2 separate regions of the Homo sapiens genome follow, and region 1 is linked to region 2. The links are chromatin contacts, found by Hi-C in ENCODE. All regions are on one chromosome and are shown on one strand. The core of a region is the stretch at or near the end of the contact, and the rest is flanking DNA. Distances in the headings are between cores, read along the strand shown.

The links. Hi-C counts contacts between places; a loop is a spot of excess contacts on that map.
Region 1: a map of heart right ventricle shows a loop between it and region 2 (1.9-fold over the local background). The contact joins two enhancer-like sites. A Hi-C loop is called at or near these places in 2 of 168 maps with a recorded cell type or tissue (heart right ventricle and mammary epithelial cell).

The regions. Positions count from the first base shown.
Region 1 is chr5:78,698,438-78,701,137 of GRCh38, forward strand. All of the region lies in intron 4 of LOC124900191 (a long non-coding RNA gene), which reads right to left. Among named protein-coding and RNA genes, the nearest start is that of LHFPL2, 51 kb to the left of the region's middle. RefSeq lists enhancers at 970-2,169, 1,501-1,645 and a cis regulatory region at 1,568-1,578. Within about 2 kb of position 1,259, at least 10 of the 41 ENCODE cell types and tissues checked have a DNase peak (open chromatin) inside an H3K27ac peak, as active enhancers do; they include heart right ventricle, where a contact is called at or near this core.
Region 2 is chr5:78,609,100-78,611,987 of GRCh38, forward strand. The region is part of intron 2 of LHFPL2 (LHFPL tetraspan subfamily member 2); the gene reads right to left. Among named protein-coding and RNA genes, the nearest start is that of LHFPL2, 38 kb to the right of the region's middle. Within about 2 kb of position 1,337, at least 9 of the 41 ENCODE cell types and tissues checked have a DNase peak (open chromatin) inside an H3K27ac peak, as active enhancers do; they include heart right ventricle, where a contact is called at or near this core.

The DNA.
Region 1 (2,700 bases), core at 9-2,508, 89 kb after region 2:
AGTGAATGGCAAAGACTTGGCAGATATGATTCAGTTAAGGCTCTTGAGCTGGGGAGATGATCCTGGATTATCCAGTTGGGCCCTAAATACAATCACAAGTGTCCTAATGAATTGAGGCAGAGGGAGGATCGACTACAGAAGAGAAGGCCATGTGACCACAAAGCAGACACTGGAGGGATATGGCCAAGGAATGCTGGCAGCCACAAGAAACTGGAAGAGGCAAGGAACACATTCTTCCCCAGGGCCTCTGGAGGAAGCACAGTGCTGCCAAGGCCTTGATTTTTAGCCCAGTGAAATGGATTTCAGACTTCTGGCCTACAGAACTGTGAGAGCATAATATAATAATCTGTTGCTTTAAACCACCAAGTTTGTGGTAATTTGTTACAGCAGTGACAGGAAACTAATACACACACACACACACACACACACACACACACAGTGTTTTCTACAAATTACCAAAATATCTATAATATTCACGTAGCTAGATTTTATCTTTATACAATTGCTATGTTCTTATCCAGAGAGATTCCAGGACTTGAGTTTTTTTCACTCAGCATTGTTTCTAAGATTTATTCATTTTACTTCATGTAGCTGTAATTCCTTTATTTTCACTATTGGTTAATATATTCCATCATGGCCGGGTGTGGTGGCTCACACCTGTAATCCCAGCACTTTGGGAGGCTGAGGTGGGTGGATCACGAGGTCAGGAGATCGAGACCATCCTGGATAACACAGTGAAACCCCATCTCTACTAAAAATATAAAACATTAGCTGGTCATGGTGGTGGGCACTTGTAGTTCCAGCTACTTGAGAGGCTGAGGCAGGAGAATTGCTTGAACCCGGGAGGCAGAGCTTGCAGTGAGCTGAGATTGTGCCACTGCACTCTAGCCTGGGCGACAGAGTGAGACTGCGACTCAAAAAATAAATAAATAAATTATATATATATATATATATAAAATCATGTATTACTTATCCATTCTCGGTAGGATTTAGGTAGTCTCCTTTATCAGATTAAAGAAGACTGGTTTTTCCCCTGAACTGAGATGATACCCAGGATATTACATTTGCTTTATTCTTTCAATCAAAGATTGGGTGAGGTAACAATTGTGGGAGGTAACAAGTTGCATTGAATGTTATAAGATTCCAGGATTCCAAATACTCCACCGAGAGTACATGTGAGTCATCTTACAGATAAGGAGAGTGGGGTAAGGTACATTAGGGTGTGATGTGGGCAGGGTCTCTCCTCATCAGCCTGGAAATGTGCTCACCCACAGGAGAGAGACCGCCTGCTCCCTGCCACACCCACACCCAGCACACAAACAGTACCCAGAAGGCACGCAATCAGTGAGGAAAGAGTTGGGGCCACTCTGGTTGAGGAAGAGCTGGATGAGGGTGGAAGGCTGGCCTGAGACACAGTGACTCACCAATGTGAGGATGGCCCATTAGATGCAACTCAAGAACAAGATGGTTTCAAAAAAGATGTCTGGCTTCTAGCTGGACAAAAGACCCTTGTTTCCCTGAATATCCAGAAAGATAAAAGGCATAAATGAATCGGAATTAACCACGGATGACTCAGCCTCAGGTCACATGGGTGAGTGTTCATGAGACATTTTTCTCCTTCTGCTTTGGAAGGTTTGCCTGGGGCAGTCTTGCTCGACTGGTAGGTGAATCAGCTTGCAAGCCTGAGTGTCATCACAGCTCTCACTGTTCAGCCTCCTATTTATTTACCCCTTACCACATAGGTGAGCTCCTTCCTCAGTTTCACTAAAATTATCCCTTCCTGTGAGAATCGCAGAATTTATGGATGGTTTCAGGGGGACATGGAAGGTATATCTCATTTTGCTCCATAGCCCAAGCAAATGAAAACCCAATTTTTCAAATTAACCCTCTCTCAAGTTTTACCTCGGAATTGCTGAGTCAAAGAGCAGGAACATCTCTGATTTTGGTATACTCCCTTGGAGCACCATCATAGTCAGCCCATGAAATCAAAAGTGCTTTATATGGCAGAGCACCTCCTTACTCCACCAGAGGCAGGGCCACCGACAAGAGTGGCCTTAAGTAAGGGAAGACACAGCCGGGCAGGTACGCCTGGCAGGCTTCAAGTGGGCCACAGCGGATACCTTAGACATGTCCTGGGCAAAGGCTTCCTTATGCCCATCCCATGGCACCGTCTCTGGGGCTGGGAAGCTGGCAGACTTGACCCCTCCCCATCAGCCTTCCCACACATTTATAGGCACCTCTCAACTGTTCAACATATGGTCCTCTAGCCTGGGGATGACTTACATTTTTTTTCCTTCATTTTTTTCTACTGTTTGCCCTTTGGCCACCTAATTTGTCATATGATTGACTCCAGAGACTGGGTGAAAATCCGATGGATGATATGTGATCAAGAAAGATAAAAGGATAAGATAGCCCTAGCTACCCACATTATCTCTGGCCCTTATCATTTAGAGACAATCTTTATTTTTTTGAGATGGAGTCTCACTCTGTCACCCAGGCTGGAGTGCAGTGGCACCATCTCGGCTCACTGCAGCCTCCGTCTCCTGGGTTCAAGTGATTTTCCTGCCTCAGCCTCCCAAGTAGCTGGGATTACAGGCACATGCCACCATGCCCAGCTAATTTTTGTATTTTTAGTAGAGATAGGGTTTCACCATGTTGCCCAAACTAGTCTCAAACTCCTGACCTTAGGTGATCCACCTG
Region 2 (2,888 bases), core at 87-2,586:
ATATAATTAGACAAGTGTAGTACAAAGATGTTTAATGGAGCATTATTCACAACTGGAGAAAAATCCATCTATAAGAGATTGTGGCCAGGTACAGTGGTTCATGCCTATAATCCCAACAGTTTGGGCAGATCACCTGAGGTCAGGAGTTCTAGACCAGCCTGCCCAACATGGTGAAACCCTGTCCCTACTAAAAATACAAAAATTAGCTGGGTGTGGTGGCACAGGCCTGTAATCCCAGCTATTTGGGAGGCTGAGGCAGGAGAATCACTGGAACCCGGGAGGCAGAGGTTAAGGTGAGCCGAGATCGAGCCACTGCACTTTAGCCTGGGAAACAGAGCGAGACTCAGTCTCAAAAAAAAAAAAAAAAAAAAAAAAAAGAGAGAGAGCTTGCTTAAGTAAATTACAGCACATCTATACAATGGAATATTCTTCAGATATTAAAAATGAGGTGTCTCTAAACTCATGCCACATAAAGACTACCACAATCCATTGTGAAGAAAAGAAAACAGTGTTTTCTGATATGATCTCATACCTAAGGTTCTGAGGGTGTATATGTACATGATGATCATCAAAATATGGGCAACAACAATTTCTAGAAAATGGGTATTTGACATGGTTTGCAATTACTTGTACTTTTACCTATTCTTTGAATTTTCTACAATAAGCACTTTCTCTTTTGGACAGAAAAGAAACCAGAAAATTAAGCTCCTTTTATTTTGAAAGAAAAAAAGTCATTGGTGTACCTAAAAAAAAAAAAAAATTCTTTTTGTGGACAGAATAATAGCCATCCTTTATTTATAGGATGAAAATTCTCTGTCATACATCAGAAGCTCCGAATGGAAACAGCCTGACCTTCAGGCTGCTGAAACTCCTGCCCTGGGCAGCAGCTCCCAGCATTAATGGGAATCACCTACCTAAACCTGCCGGGGGATCAGAGTCACCTACCTAGCCTGCCAGGGGACTAGAGTCACTTACCTAGCCTGCCAGGAGATGAGCTGGGCATAGCTAGCTCCAGTCAGACCCCACTCAAGTCACCCCACCCCAGGCAGACCACCAGCCTCCCAGTCAGCAATGCTGACACCCACGCCACACTGTAGGAAAAGAGCCCTTGGGTGGACTCTGGGTCCCACCAAGGGCAGGCAGGAATGCAGGGTCCTCATTCAGGAACCGCCAGCTGGACCTTCTGCATTCAGCACATGTTCCTGTCTGAGAAGGAAAGGGCTACTAAACGGAAACGTCTTCACGAAAAGGTCTGGGAGAAGAGAAAAGATCCAGATGCCTTGGGCTTGTTCCACTTTTCCATAGATGGAGCCACTGGGCCCCCAGGAGAGACTCGGTCCATGGAGATGAGTAAGCCAAATACTGGCAAGATTCCACTCGGAAGCCAAGGGCCTGCTGGGGACCCAGAACTGTGGTGTGCATGGGAGGATGGCCTGGTGAGCAGGAGAGGCCAGAAGGCCCTCTTCATGGGCTTCAAAAACCCAGGACACCAGCACATACGATATGAAGCAAAAAGCCTACGAATCCAAACAAACTCCAGGGAAAAGTGTGCCATCAGTAGTCCCGCTGGTACAGACTCTCCTCAAAATCCAGCCTCTAACAATGAAAGCAGCTAAGAAGAGTTACACTAGCTGTTGCTGTCCCCTCTCCCTCCCACGCTTGCTCCCTCCCTCCCACACCCTCCACCTTCCTCTCCTGTGCATTACTGAATCATTGCTGATCCATTTGAAAAATGGCCACATGCATGGACTGAACCAATATTCTGACACATATCATGTGGCAAAGAGGAGATGTCATTAGACCATAAGCAAAAAAAAAAAAGCATTGCACGGGCATTAACACAACATTTAAGTGTCCTCCTCAAGGAGCCACAGGCACAGGGAGTGGTGCAGCTCTGATTCAGTTAGGCTTTCACTGCTTTGTTACTGAGAAGGGAAAAAAAAAGTTCATTAACTGCTATAAGCAGACAGACAAAGGAGGTATAAATTCTTCTTCTAAGACAATTTTGTTTGGTCTTTAAAACCAAACAAAACATGATATAAGTGTCCACTAAGCAAGGGCTAAGAGTCCTTGCCCTGCTGTGGGAGAGCTGACAGCAGGCTGAGCTCAGTGCAGCACGCGTCCCCAGGCAGAGCACAGGCTGCTGTGAACTGTGGCCCAACTGCAGGGCCAGTCCAGGGCAGGGCAAGACCAGTGTGGGCTGAGGGGCAGGAGAAAGGCTCTCAAAGGAGAACTCCACCTGGGCTTTGAACTCTGTCCATTGTCAGCTTCTGCACTCCAGCAGGGCTCAGTGTCATCTTCTGACCCTGGCCTATGAGGTTTCTGGGCTCCCTGCTCAGTAATTCACATTCCAGAGCTTAAGGAGAGGATGCTGAGCTCAGCCCCTGGCCCCAGGAAGTCCCGCCAGAATCCTGGGGAAAAAGACTGGGAAGTCCCTCCGGAGAAGCCTGAGGGCTGAGGATCAGAAAGGCTTCAGGGCTGGGGCAGAAGGAGCCCAGAGGCAATTACTAAGGGGGATGGTGAAGCAGGCAGGACCAGATGACACCAGCCTAGGGAGTCTGGGAGGAATGTGGATTTTATCCTACCTGTGACAGGAGAAGACTGAAGATTTTAAGCAAGGGAGTGAAAGTGGTCTAATTTGCCACCTAATTTACATTTTTAAGAATTCTGAAAGCTGCTGTGTGTATCGCAGATCATGTAGGAGCACAAACTTTTTTTACAGAAAATCTATCGTTAAAACTCAGAATATACGGAGGCCACAAAGGGAGAAGTCTTTCTAATTCCATTTTCCCACATGTGATACAGACGAGTTCTGAGAACGCATGCACACATGGTAGGAGCTTCATGAGTTAAAAAGCCACAGTGCATTTTAAGACAGTCCTTTCTAG